2 separate regions of the Homo sapiens genome follow, and region 2 is linked to region 1. The links are chromatin contacts, found by Hi-C in ENCODE. All regions are on one chromosome and are shown on one strand. Each heading gives the region's core, a stretch centred on a gene start or an enhancer-like site at or near the end of the contact. The rest is flanking DNA. Distances are from core to core; before and after follow the strand shown. Region 1 overlaps MIR3681HG (MIR3681 host gene). Region 2 overlaps MIR3681HG (MIR3681 host gene).

Region 1 (7,445 bases), core at 3,193-5,692:
AACAAAAATTGCTGAACCTTGTGAAGAAGAAAGATACCAACATGTGTCTACAAAAAATAGTTCACCTATAAAACTGAAAAAATAATGAATGGACTCAGAATTTACTATAACAGCATTAGGTAATAGAAAATAATAAAACAGTGGCTGGGGGACTTTGGAATAAAATGATTTGTGACCCTAGAATTCTATATTCAGTCATATTCTCAGGTATATAAGGATAAAAGAAAAATTTTAACACTTCATTCTTTTTGAAAAATCTATTTTAAGTTGTATCTCACCTAATGGTGTAATCTTATTTTTCAAGAAAAGAAACATGGTGATTCACATGTAAATAACACATCCAGTGAAAGAAGTGGCTGTGAACATTGAATCCATTAAGGCTGAATTATGTCTAACATTTCTGAGGCTCTTGATTCATACTTTCTAAAGACAGATTTATTAACTCATTAAAGAAATAATAATAAACCCACTGTGAAATAACATATTTTTATAAAGAATAACTATATTTTTCATTTTTTTTTTATTTTATTTTATTTTAGAGACGGAGTCTCGCTTGTCGCCCAGGCTGGAGTGCAGAGGCGAGATCTCGGCTCACTGCAAGCTCCGCCTCCTGGGTTCCCGCCATTCTCCCGCCTCAGCCTCCCAAGTAGCTGGGACTACAGGCGCCCGCCACCACACCCGGCTAATTTTTTGTATTTTTAGTAGAGACGGGGTTTCACCGTGTTAGCCAGGATGGTCTCCATCTCTTGACCTCGTGATCCACCTGCCTCGGCCTCCCAAAGTGCTGGGATTACAGGTATGAGCCACTGCGCCTGGCAAGAATAGCTATATTTTTCAATACCAAAAACCTCATTGAGGAAAGTAGCATTTTACATTTTTGCGAGTCTCTTAAATTCCTTGTTTAATACGAGACAATTATTTTTGTATCTGCTTCTTCATAAAATAAGATGCATTATTACTTTATTTGGATTACATAAAGAAGAAAAATTAGCCACATACATATGTATTTGGAAAGGGAAGAGTATTTTAGTAGCTTTTTCAAATAATTGGGGTCATTCTTTTTTGATACTGCACCGAAACAAGTGGCAGTTTCTTAAAGGCAAATTGAACTATGGAATCTGAAACTGTACAAACGAATATTTTGTATTCTGTTACATTAACATCCATTGGTCTGTCTTGCCTTTTCCTGATGCATGATTTTCTTTTTTTTAATTAATTTTATGTTAGATACATGGGGTGTATATGCAGGTTTGTTACATGGAACAATTGCATGATATTGAGGTTTGGGGTACAGATCCGGTCACGCAGGTAGTGAGCATAGTACCTAATAGGTAGTTTTTCAAACCATGCCCCACCTCTCCTGTCCCCCTCCAGTAGTCCACAGTGTCTGTGGTTCCCATGTTAATGTCCATGTGTGTTCAATGTTTCGCTCTCACTTAGAAGTGAGAACATGCAGTATTTGGTTTTCTGTTTCTGTGTTAATTTGTTTAGGATTATGACTTCCAGCTACACCAGTGTTGCTGCAAAGGGCATGATTTCATTCTTTTTTATAGCTGTGTCATATTATGTACCACATTTTCTTTATCCAATCTACCATTGATGGGTACCTGGGTGGATTCCATGTCTTTGCTATTGTGAATTGTGCTGCGATGAACATACGTGTGTGTTTCTTTTTGGTAAAATGATTGATTTTCCTTTTGGGTATATACCTAGTAATGGGATTGCTGGGTCAAATGGTAGTTCTGTTTGAAGTACTTGGAGAAATATCCAAACTGCTTTCCACATTGGCTGGACTAAATTATATTCCCACCAACAATGTATTAGTGTTCCCTTTTCTCTGCAGCCTTGCCAGCATCTGTTGTTTTTTGACTTTCTAATATTAACTATTCTGACTGGTGTGAGATGGTATCTCACTGTGGTTTTGAAAACAGACATTTTTCAAAAGAAGACATACAAACAGCCAACAATCATATGAAAAAATTCTCGGCATCATTGACCCATACTTAAACTATTTTTATTTCAGTTCTACCAATGTCTACTCCTAATAGCAATGTACGAACCCTGCTCAGCTTTAAGGATTTAATTTTTTGCTAATATGCCAGAATGATAAAACCTGTTTACTTTTTGTTATGCACGAATATAAAAGGAAAGCTCCCACATGAATTTATTAGACACCTTTCAGCTTTCTAAATGGTCATCTTATTTGTCCCCTGCATCTGTGTAAGACTAGTCCACACCAGCAGGCCTTGATAGGGGAGAATGAAAGAAGAAAGAAATGGCTCACCTATTTTCAGGTTTCTCACTCCAGACATGGGGGGGACATCTTCACTACCTGATACTGGTGGGTATATCCATTTGTTCACTGTAATGCCCCTCTCCCAGCAGGAAAGCTGGGATGGGCCAGCCCACCACTGGCTGTGGTCATATTCCTTACCCCAACTGTATTATGGGTCATGGATGATGATTCCTAAATCAAATACAACATGCAAGTATAGGAGTTTAACCCCTGAACACCCGAGCAGCTTGTCTCCAACCCACATCCAATTTAAAGGGTTCCCAGGAATGCTGGGTAAAGGTGGGAAAGAAACAGCTGCTCTGAGTTGACAATCAAGTGGTCACTTTTAATTGGGGTATTTGTTTGCTCTCAGCAGAGTCTATAACTGTCATTGAGAATACTCTACATAGGACCATGTTTTCAAAGATGTAAAGATAAAGGAAAAATATCAGAAACATACTATATGAACACTGCAGAAATATTTGAAGGGGCAGGTGGGTGGTCACGTCCCCAGATCACTCACTCTAGTATTTGAAATGCCTGTGTATTCCCAGGAGGACTGAATCAGGTAGCTCAGGAGAGGACATCTAGCACATCTGGCATTCTGTGAAAATCAGTTTTAGTTCCAAGCAGCTGTTTTGATTTTGTGACGCAGCCCATGAAGGAGACGTTGCATCTGGCACTGACCACAAATTATTGCCTCAGTGTTAGAGTCAAAGCCATGCCAATACTAAAAGATAAAAAGCATCCTTAAATTGTTTTCATTTCCTTATGTAATGACATAATTACCTGAAGACAGCAGCACAGGCTCCCAGTTCTCTATACCAGCTGAATTCTTTCTATTCAACAATCTCTAGCTTCTTTGAAAGTCTAATTAGCTAAACTGGAAAGATTTCAAGAGTCCAGCTTAAAAGGACTAAGAGGTCCCTTCTTGTAGCTGAGGAAATTGGAGCCCAAAGAGGAAAGAAACTTGGCCATTGCTGTCACCTCTGTAAACAAAAAATTATCTGAGACAGATCTCAATCAATTTAGAAGTTTATTTTCCCAAGCTTATGGATCATAACCTGTGACACAGCCTTGGGAGGTCCTGGACATGTGCCCAAGGCAGTTGAATTATAGGTTGGTTTTATGTTTTAGAGAGACATAGGACATCAATCAATGCATATAAGGCATACATTTGTTTGGTTCAGAAATGCAGGACAACTTGAAGTGTGGGAAGGGGGAGGCCTACAGGTCACAGGTGGATTCAAAGCTTTTCTGATTGGCAATTGGTTGAGTTAGTTATTATCAAAAAACCTGGGATCAATAGAAAGGAGTGTTTGGGTTAAGATAAGGGGTTGTAGAGAACAAGGTTCTTATTATGTAAATGAAGCCTCATAGGTGGCCAGAGGCAAAAGATGGCAAATATTTCCTATTCAGACCTTTAAAAGGTGCTAGACTCTCAGCCCATCTCTTCAGCATCAGAAAAAGACCTGGAAAGGGAAGAGGGCTCTCTACAGAAGGTAAGTATTCCCCACAAGAGACAGTTTTATGGGACCATTTCAAAATACGTCAAACGAGTATATTTTGGGGTAAAATACTTTGGTTTCTTTCAGAGCTCTGCCATCTGGGATGTGATGCTATACTAAGGTCAGGTTGGAATTTGGTATCTTATTGCTACAAAGAGTCTGTCTGTCAGTCTTGGGATCTGTATTTTAATATTAATCCTGGCCAGTTGTGCCTGAATTCCAAAGAGAGGTGAGTATAATGAAGCAGGTCCAATCCTCCCCTTCTCATTATGGTCTGAACTAATTTTTCAGGTTTAGTTGGGTCCCATTGGCCAAGAGGAAGGTTCATTCAGTCAGTTGGAGGGCTTGGAATTTTATTTTTGGTTTACAATTCTAATCCCTGGTAGATCAGGCCTTCTGTTGGTGAGTAATTTTTTGATGTGGCAACAGTGCAATCAGTAAACTTTGTTCTCAATATTTTTAAGACAAGTAACTTCTCAAGGGCAAATGCAAGCACAGTGCCTGTTTGTATTTGTGTCCTCGGTCCCTGGTGCAGGGCTGGGCACAAAGTAGGCACTTTGCTGCACTGATGGAACTGCACATGACTGCGGGAATCCTGGCGTGACCTTGTGGGTGACCGTGGTTGTGGCTGTGGTATCCTCTCCTCTGCGGGGTGCATGCCCCTGCCCTGCATGCTTCTCTCCTCTCCCAACAAACCACAAAGCAAGAAGGCAGTAGGGGGTGACGCTGTGGCAGTACAGACACATGAAAGACCCTGGGATTGTTTGCTTTTGTCTAGTAAAACTTGACAACAGCTTCAATTTATTTATCTTGAAAACCCTCAAAGATAATACCAACAGTTCACAGGAGGGGAATTAGTCATAGGCACACATGGTTTCCCGATATTGCCCCAAGAAAAATACCCCCCTTCAAAGTTCTCTGGTTTCAGCATCACCTAATTTATGGAACATTAGTTCAAGACCTTGAAGTTCTGATTTCATCAGAGATTCTGCCACAAAAAACTGCTGGGCTGGTCATGCCTCACCAGTCCTTGGAGAACCCTTGAAAATTTCTCTGCATTTTCCTCTTATACATATGAGCGTTTCAAATATGCCTGCTGCCCTGTCCCCACTAGGATGGCATCTGCTATTATAAGGAAAGAAATGTTTGAACAAGAGAATTTATATTGGGTTGTTTTTCATAACTCTGGTCAGTATGCAGTAAATGGGAGTTCTTGAATGCATATATATTCAACTCATAATTAGAACCTAAGATACAAAACTTTTCTCTCCTTTGATAAAAGTTGACTGAGCGTCTATTAGGTGCAGTCTCTGGGAATATAAATAAATAAATAAATAAATAAATAAATACAGCCCCTGGCCTCAGGGAGCAGAAATGACAGACAGTAGGAGCTATGACAGAGGTAATCCAGCACGTCTATTAGGTGAGCATCTATTAGGTGCAGGCCTTGGGAATATAAATAAATAAGTACAGCCCCTGGCCTCAGGGAGCAGAAATGACTGAGACAGTAGGAGCTACGGCAGAGGTAACCAGCATGTCTCAGTGCTTTGAGAAGGGATATGTGTCCAAAGGCCTTTCAAAAGACATGGGGTCTTAATTGTGTCTGAATGGGTGAAAGGAGTTGGCTAAGAGGATGGAGAAGGGAGAACACCTTGGTTCTATTATCCATAGGATAATTAACAATCTTATAGTCAAAAAGTTTTAGAACCGGGGTCCCAGCATTTCATCCACTAGGATGCCATGTCTGTGACAGGGCATGAATAAAACACAGGCATGCTGTCCCAAGCCTCACACATATGGAAAAGAGGGCAGCAGCCATGCCACTTGACCTTGGCAGTCCCCCATGAAAAGCTCACAGGTCCAGACACAGCCCACACCCACCGGAACTTAGTGCACTCCTCCAACTCTCAGGCCTGTGATGTGCTGTGTGGGTTGTTTATATGCACAGCTTCCCTTGGAGTTGTGCAGAGAACTTCCTGCCAGACTATATAAGACAGCCCTGCTGTCACTGGTTAATTTAACCATTTTGTTAAACAGATCCATCGCTTTTGGCTTGGTTGTCAGAGTTTGCGTTCTGGTGGCATCATTCATCTCACAAATCTCCATCAGGTATCAATACATGATAGCTACTCATTGGGGCGGTGGTGTCTTGATGACTGTAATCACACCTGTGCCCTTGGAAGCTTACCCTCGAGTATTCAGCCTACTCTAGACCTATGCATCTCCATAGACGTGGAAGCCTGGGAAGCGTGGTCAGTGCAGGCCTTCATGCTCTGCTCACATATAACCATATCCAGTTCCTTAGGCAGAAAGTCTTACCCTCTTCGATACATGACAGGCCCAGGAAGTGTGCATGCACAGGCACATGCTATCCCTTCTTCATTTATCTATTTTGGGTGTTTTTGTTTATTTAACATCTATGTCATAGCTTGGATAAGTCAAAGGTTGGATGATCCGAGTTTTCACTCTTGTGTCCTTCATTCATACCCTGCTGTTAGAATTCCTATTCCACTTGGAATAAAAAACAAAGTCCTTTCTAAGTCCATGGGGACCTCTATGACCTGGTCATACCTCTCTGGCCTGTCTCCTCCCACCCTTTTATTGGGCACTCTGCTCAGCCACTCACACCCCTAGATGTCCATCCACTGTGAGGCCAGGCGTCTTACATCCAGGCACCTAGCACATAGTAGGGATCCAAATATATGCTCTAGGGGAGGAAATGAATTAAGGGATTGTAGCTGTGAAGAGATTGCCTGTGATGTTGGGCGTTACTCAAGCTCTCCCACTCCCCGTGGGAGGCTGGGAGCATCAATTCTGTTAGCGAACTACCTCCTGTATTCTCAGCCATGGCTTCATCTTCTCTCTTTCACCCCAGAACGAATGCCCACTGTTTGGCATTGCTGGCCTACTCTCTCAATCCCCTCTTTTTGGAAAACCTCTACATGTTCTTCCATCCAGATGTGGGTGATAATTCTGCCATTCAACTACGGCAACCTAGCCCTGCCTGACCTCAGCAAGGCCGGCATCTGAGCTGTCTGCCTCCTAATACTGTAAAATAGGCCGAGTCACCCTCATATGACAATTGAGGAGCTAAAGTTCACAGCGAGTCAGGGACTTGCAGAAGTCCTACAGCTGGATTTAAACCCAAGCCTTTGTAACTCCAAAGCCGGCACTTGGCCCATTAAACCACCTTCATTCATGCATAAGTAAAGTTGGAAAGTTTCATTATTTCCCATCCAGAGGAAACTTTAAAACCTTCCTCCACCCCCAGCTCCACAACTCCACTGGCATCTCCACAGTGGCAAAGCTTTTGTGTGTGTGAATATAAACAAGCGGTAATGAATGGGAAACATACTGAACTACTGACCTTTCAAAGTTCTGGAATTCTATGAATTAAATCTTCTTTGTTTAAAAATTTGAACCTATTGTTTCCCCCTTGATCCCTGAGCAATATAGCTTCTCCAGAAGCAAGAGCAGGCCATCTGATTATAACAAATGTTAGAATATCTTTTCTGAGGTATAATTTTATCCAATAGGACATAGGGAGCCATTGAAGGTTTTTCAGTGGGACAGGCACATGACCATCTCTATATTTAGGAAACAGCAATGTAGAAGATGGGTCTGCAAGTTGGCACTGGTGCCAAGGAAACCACTGAGGCAAA
Region 2 (7,445 bases), core at 1,283-3,782, 180 kb after region 1:
AGGAGGCCAAGGGATTTGGAGGCCCCAGGGATAAAAGGGTCTCCTAAATGGATGCTGAGACCACTCACCCTGGTAATGTGTCACCTATTAATAGTGAGTCTGGAACTAAAAACTTCAAACAGTGCGGGGAGTGACCTAGGAGTTGGCACATGACTTCAAGAAGTAGTGGTGGGTGGTACAAACTGGGACCATGGATACAGAACTGGGGGGACAGTTAGAATATTGGAAGGAAAGAAAAAATGGTCGGGAGTCTCCCAGAAGAGGCAGGGACACCCCCCTCACCACATGTAAGCCCATTTTGGGAGAGAGGCAGTGTCCTTCTGGGAGGGCTAAGTTTCAGGGAATCAAAGGTAAAGGGAACCATCAGGAAAGAATGATGCTAGAGGTGTTTTGTATTGATGTCCAACCATATGAAGAGATCACAGGGAAAGAGTTACAGGAATTGGAAAAGATTTGATGAAAAACAGAAAGTTGTATTACAGATATTTGTGGGGGTCAGAGTCTGGGGCTGAGAGCTGACCTGAGGCAGTTGGGGTGACTGATCCAAGCAGGGCAAAAGGAGTGTTGGAAGTGGTGAGGGGTAGCAGATGCTGTGGAAATAAAGGGTTGAAGGTTTGTCAGGAGCTCTCAGAGTTCCAGGCTCCCACCAGCATTCTGCCAGAAACCCCAAAGCAGGCAGAAAATCCTCTTATTGAGGCATGCTAAACTCTCATTTAATGCTTTAAATGAATGAGTGAATGAATGAATCAATCAATCAATGAGCCCAACACTTTCATTCTAATGAAGAGAACAACCTCGACTCTGAAGGGGTGGAGTCCCTTGTTCCAGGACACAAGGTAGGAGAAGACACATCCCTTGGGTTGAATTTGGGTTGAATTTGGGTTGAATGGTAACACTCAAACTAACCAGCCCTGTCACCTTAAGCAATTTCCTCACCCAGGAACCTCGGTTTTCTAATTTGTAATTTTAAAAAATTTTAACAAGTAGATATTAAAAGCATCTGCTTCATCAGTTATTGAAGAAACTGGGTTAATGAAGTCTTAAAACTGTGCCTAGCATTTAGTAAACACTCTTCATGTGTTAGCTATGATTATTAACTATGAGTCCTGCTCAATGTCTTCATATCTAAAGCTTTTAACCCACATGTCCCCAAGTCTTCCAGCATTCTGAGCTCAACCTTTCCTAGTAAATCCACTTTAAATGACCTAAGTCCCCATTCCACATATACTGGAAAACCCAGTCTCTTCCAGATTTCCAAGGGCTTACTTTCTCCTCCCCACCCTGGCTCCACATTCCTGCTTCCTATGACTCCCAGGAGTTGCTAGTTTTCTCACTTCCTAAGGCTGCTGGCTTTCTTCCATCACCTCAACCCCTTTGGTGTGCAACTCAAACTCTCTCTTTTATTCCTCAGAGCAACCCTGATACCAGGCTTTCCTGGAAACCAGACACTTACTGAATATTGATAGTGAACCATGGCACCATGTGCATGGTACACACACAATTCATTCACCTATTTTCTTCATTAACCCTTTCTTCCGCCATCCTTGCCAAGAATTGCACAGTTTCTAGTTTTAAATTGATGGACTTCCTTTCATTACCAAGACTTTTTTTCTCTTCTTTAACTATTTCCTTTGCACTCCTCTTCATTATCTATACGTGTACACACACACACACACACACACACACACGTAATTTCCACCTTCCCTATGCAATGCATCAGGAAGACTCCAAATCCCTACAAATTCCTGTTACTTAATTACGCAGATCAGTTTCCACTCTCAACTCCAACCCTATTCCAGATTCTAGCCCTAACTTTGTGGTCTACTCTTCTAAATAGGAAGGCTTGACTGACTTTTTTTAAATTACTTTGTTTTGCTTTTTAGCACATTCCAGATGAAGTCCCTAAACAGGGCTCCCTTCCCAACGAGAATTTATTCACGTATTACATGCTTTATAAGGCACTATCCAGAATACCCTCCTTTGAAGTGAGTAAGAAATTGTATCAAAGTCCCGAGGGACAGGACCCCTGATGGGAGTAGAACATAGTCGCACAAGTGCCAAGACACCAGCGTTCATCCTCAAGGGTTCCATTCTGGATTGCAGTAGAAGCTCTTGGAGGGAAAGAGGTCCAAAAAATATGACACACAAAAGTTTTAATAAAGGTCAGCAGCATGCCATCAGCCAACCTCCAAGCCTGATGTGAGTTTACCCCACAGTGAAGGGACATAGGCAGATTGAAGCCACACAGGCGTTCCTGTGACCTGCAAAACATGAACAGGAAGTGCACATTTGTAGAAAGAAATACAGCCACTTTGCTCACTGCACTACCTAGTTCTGGAAGCTCATGTTTTACTCCACCTAAGAGAAAGGGGGAAATTAGAAAGAAGGAAAATGAGAAATGCGGGGTTTTTTTTTAAGAAAGAGAAAAGGGAAAAAGTGAGTCTATGATTGCAAGCAAGATCTTCTGTTCCCCTGCTCTGTCTCTTTAAGGGTGAATTTCAGACTCTGCTTTGCTTCAGGTGACAGCACAGGAAGTAACAGTGAGCCTGGCTCCTTTTTAAGTCTTAAAAAGAGAAAACACCCAATCCTGACTGTGAAAATTCAAGCAGAATTTGATTTATTCTTCACCATGAATGATTCCATTTAAAGCAGGAAATAAACTCTGATAGCAAAAATGTAAATCAAACCTCAATGCATGAAATCAGTCTTCATTTTCCCCCCTCTATTATCAAACTACCACTCCTTTTATTGGAACTATACAGTTGGCTACATCCACCTGCTTTCAAACACAATCTCCATCTTCATTCGGGCTACTATTAAGTTATACTGCTATAACTAAGTACTGTGAACTGAGTGGCTTATGAACCACTAAAATTCATTTCTTACAGTTCCAAGGCTGGAAGCCCCAGATCAGGTGCCAGCATGGTCAGGTTCAGGCAAGGGTCCTTTTCCGGATTGTAGGCTTCTGACTTCTTGCTGTGTCCCCACATGATGAAAAGAGAGGTACTAGCTCTCTGGCCTTTTCCTATAAGGGCACTAATCCCATTCATGAGGGCTCCACCCTCATGACCTAATCACTTCCCAAAGGCTCCACCTCCAAATACTATCACATTGGGGAATCAATTTCAAAATATGAATTTTAGGGGGTAACAGTTCATAACAGCCTGTCCTTGACATGAGATCACATAACCATGGCAAAGAGTCCCCCAACCATCATACTTCCTGCACACACTGAAAATGCAGTGTTATACAGCAACACTCTCTCTTGGTTGGAGTAAGTCACCATTCTGAAGTCAACTACGTCTTTTCATTCTGGCTTATAATTGACCAAAAGTAAAGGGGGAGAAGAAAGAGAAAAGAAAGCTCTTATATGACTACCCAGAGTTTTGTAACCTAGACATGTCTTCAAAGACATGACTTTTTTTCCTGAATGTTCTAAAAATGGATGTTATGTATCTGCTAAAAATATGATAATTAACAAGTATGCTTTGAATCACATAATAGCAAATGTCATTTTCCTGTAAGATAGAGTATCAGTCATGAGCACTAATGTCCAGAGAGAGAGTTAAGCTGCTGACCCTAAAGGGAGAGCCAGCTGCACAACTGTGCATGGGAGTGACCAGAGCAAGTAGCCGAGACAGAGCAGACAGGGTAAGAGAACTGCTGATGAGAGAGCTGCTGAATAAAGCTGTATTTCACCTACCTACGGCACCCCCAAGTGTTCTTTCAGCTATCTGCCATTCAGTCACCCACTCCCTTTGGACCTCAGCTTGGGCTGGAGCCTGACCCTGAATCTAATACCACGCCTTATCTTTTCTTCATGAAACACCCTGAGACAGAATCCTTGTCTCAAGTCACACTATAGCAATAAAGTGGGTCCTTTTCTGCCCTCAAAGAAGAGAGTGCCTGTTCCGCATCTCTTTACTCATTTAGCAAACACCTATGATGATTTAGATTCTGAAGTTGGAAAAGTGAATGTGTTTCTAAGGTGCTCTCAGCCTCATTGGTTACAGAATATGCTTGGCTTCATGGTTCCCCCAAAACTCCGGGCCTCACACTGAACTTAACTTTGTCAATAGCTCAGTGAAGCAGAATGCAGATCATGGCTGTGCTCATTTCAGCATGCTGGTTCCCCCTCCCCTGGGCTCCAGCGGGACTGAGTCAGGTGTCCTTCCTTTTTTGCATTATCCACCAAATATGTGTCTTCACCTTGCCACTCAGAGTGTGACACAGGAACCAACAACATCACATCATCTAAAAGTTTTTTAAAAATGTAAACTCTCAGGCCTCTCTTCAAACCCACTGAGTCAGAATCTGCACTTAAAAGATCCCCAGGCAATTCAAAGGGACAGTAAAGTTGCAAAAGTACAGGTTCTCCAATGCAGCTTCACAATGGCCTCATCCGGGGAACCGTAAAAAATAAAGGTGCCAGGGTCCCACTTCAGAGACTAATTTATTCTGTAAAGGATGCCAGCTGGGACATTGGACTGTTTTAAATCTCCCCAGATCATTCTACTGTGTAGCTAAGTTTCAGAACGCCTGCAGTAGACAGGACTCACCTGTGTGGAGAAGCACCTGGTGTTATCTCAGAATAGGCAGAGGTGGGAGTGAGAATAAGGAAGGGTAGGGGCCAAGGACCTGGGAAGGAAGGCATCATCAAGACACGCTCTGAGATGGCCTCTAATTAACCTCCAATTGGACAGCCTCTCATGTAAGCCCTCACTTTACAAGAAGCCAAAGTCAGGAAAAGGTTGATTACTTGCCACAGTCATAAAGCAGGTGAGAATCAAAATAGAAAGCTGTCCAGGTTGGGGGATTGGAGAATGCCAGCAGCAAGAACTCTCAGCCTATTAAATGATTGATGTCTCTGCTATTCTCCCCACTCCCTTTCTGTGGGGCTAGCAATGTCCACAGGTGCTTCCACTCTGTTAACTCTACTCATTCCCTTTGTGCAAACCATAGAGGCTTTCATGGTTGCTACAACTCACCTGTACATTTGGCTCTGCGCTTCCTATGATCAATCCAAAAACCAAGATACAGTCAGTCTTGTTACCACAAAGTAAAAAGTGTCCCAGCTCCTCAGAGGAAGCAAAGTCTTTCCTGGCCCTTGCTCTAGGCTTCATCTAGAAGGAAGCTGGAGCAAGGACCTAACGCACACTACCTCAAAGACATCCCACACAGTAATAGTTTTCATAAAGCCATTATGTATAATATCTCTGGATGTAAGCCAAGGAAATAACATTAAAATGCATGAAAATTCTGCTGGGGACTAAGAACATATGGTCCAAGTGCACAGCTTGATGCAGGAATAAAAATTAGCACAACTAGAGGAAGGGATAAACAGCATGCCCTTCAAACAAGTCCTCATAAATATCACTTCCATTATCCAGGCTTTTGATAAAGCAGTCAAGGATTAAGGTTCAATTCACTGCCTCAAATGCCATTGCTTTATGTCATGGATTGAAGGAGAAGCCCAAACAAGCAAATAGTAGGGTTTCCATTCATTTGTGAAAACTCATAACTCTATCCAAGACATTTAGGAGAATAGAGGATCATGTGTTTTGTGCAAAATGGGGTCAAATGTCTATCCAAAAGGAAAATCCAAGAGTTTTCTCAAAACAGTTTGTCTCTATTACAACACACAAATATACAAATGATTGATCAAGTCTTGAAATTCTTTTTTTTTTTTTTAAGACATTCTCACTCAGTCACCCAGACTGGCGTGCAGTGGTGACATCTTGGTTCACTGCAACCTCCGCTCCCAGGTTTGAGCAATTCTCCCACCTCAGCCTTCCAAGTAGCTGGGATTACAGGCATGCACCACCACACCTGGCCAAGTCTTGAAATTCTATACACCATGCATGGTATATAGAATGTACCTACATGTCTCCATGGTCCCTGTTTCTAAATGACATGAGAGTCCTGGGGCAACACTTGGTCAGAGGGCTGGGCTTAAGGGAAATTCCTGCAGAAAAGAGAACATCAAATAAATCTTGAGAGATGAAGCAGCTGTCAATCAGTCAAAATGTGCAGGGACGATCTGAATTGGAGAATAGCCTGAGCTTTAGAGGTGGGCATTGCTGAATTGTTGGAGGGAGAGTGAGAGCTGGACGGGCAGCCTGCCTGGGTGAGGGGAATGGCGTGTATGGGGGAGTTGTGGAACATGCAGGTCAATTCTCTCCACTCCAATAACACTCATCCCTCATTCAAGAGCTCAACTTATAGAAAGGCCCATCATTTGGTGGTTCAAGCAGAAAACAGCACCATCTTCAACTCCCTTCTCTTCATCATTCACATCTATTGGCACCATGTCAATTCTGCCAATGGAATATCTTTCAAATCTATTCCTTCCAGCTACCTCTACTTCTCTTAGCTCAGACCTTGTCACGTAGGTTGCATGCCATAAATCATGACCACCAAAATCTGCCTTTAGAAAGTGTGATGGTTAATACCGAGTGTCAACTTGACTGGATTGACAGATACAAAATATTGATCCTGGGTGTGTCTGTGAGGGTGTTGCCAAAAGAGATTAACATGTGAGTCAGTGTGCTTGGGAAGGCAGATCCACCCTTAATCTGGTGGGCTCAATCTAATCAGCTGCCATCGAATATAAGACAGGCAGAAAAACGTGAAAACGAGAGACTGGACTAGCCTCCCAGCCTACGTCTTTCTCCCCCATTCTGGATGCTTCCTGCCCTCAAGTTCTTCAATTTTGGGACTCGGCCTGGCTTTCCTTGCTCCTCAGCTTGCAAACAGCCTATTGCAGGACCTTGTGATCATGTAAGTTAATAATTAACTCCCGTGTATATATATGGGAATATATATATATAGATATATATGGGAATATATATATAGATATATATGGGAATATATAGATATATATGGGAATATATATATATAGATATATATGGGAATATATATAGATATATATGGGAATATATATATATAGGAATATATATATGGAATATATATATGGGAATATATATATATGGGAATATATATATATGGGAATATATATATGGGAATATATATATATGGGAATATATATATGGGAATATATATATATGGGAATATATATATGGGAATATATATATATGGGAATATATATATGGGAATATATATATGGGAATATATATATGGGTATATATATATGGGAATATATATATGGGTATATATATATGGGAATATATATATGGGTATATATATATGGGAATATACATATGGGTATATATATATATGGGAATATACATATGGGTATATATATGGGAATATACATATGGGTATATATATGGGAATATACATATGGGTATATATATATGGGAATATACATATGGGTATATATATATGGGAATATACGTATGGGTATATATATATGGGAATATACGTATGGGTATATATATATGGGAATATACGTATGGGTATATATATGGGAATATACGTATGGG

Evidence for each region. A loop is a pair of places that touch in the nucleus more often than their neighbours do. Pooled maps may share reads with other maps.
Region 2: a map of naive thymus-derived CD4-positive, alpha-beta T cell shows a loop between it and region 1 (1.8-fold over the local background). The contact joins two enhancer-like sites. A Hi-C loop is called at or near these places in 2 of 168 maps with a recorded cell type or tissue (both naive thymus-derived CD4-positive, alpha-beta T cell), 1 of 37 single-sample maps with no recorded cell type and 8 of 50 pooled maps.

Annotation. Positions count from the first base shown.
Region 1 is chr2:12,300,593-12,308,037 of GRCh38, reverse strand. The region is part of intron 3 of MIR3681HG (MIR3681 host gene); the gene reads right to left. Among named protein-coding and RNA genes, the nearest start is that of MIR3681, 110 kb to the right of the region's middle. Within about 2 kb of position 4,442, at least 3 of the 41 ENCODE cell types and tissues checked have a DNase peak (open chromatin) inside an H3K27ac peak, as active enhancers do.
Region 2 is chr2:12,122,783-12,130,227 of GRCh38, reverse strand. The region is part of intron 2 of MIR3681HG (MIR3681 host gene); the gene reads right to left. Among named protein-coding and RNA genes, the nearest start is that of MIR3681, 73 kb to the left of the region's middle. Within about 2 kb of position 2,532, at least 5 of the 41 ENCODE cell types and tissues checked have a DNase peak (open chromatin) inside an H3K27ac peak, as active enhancers do.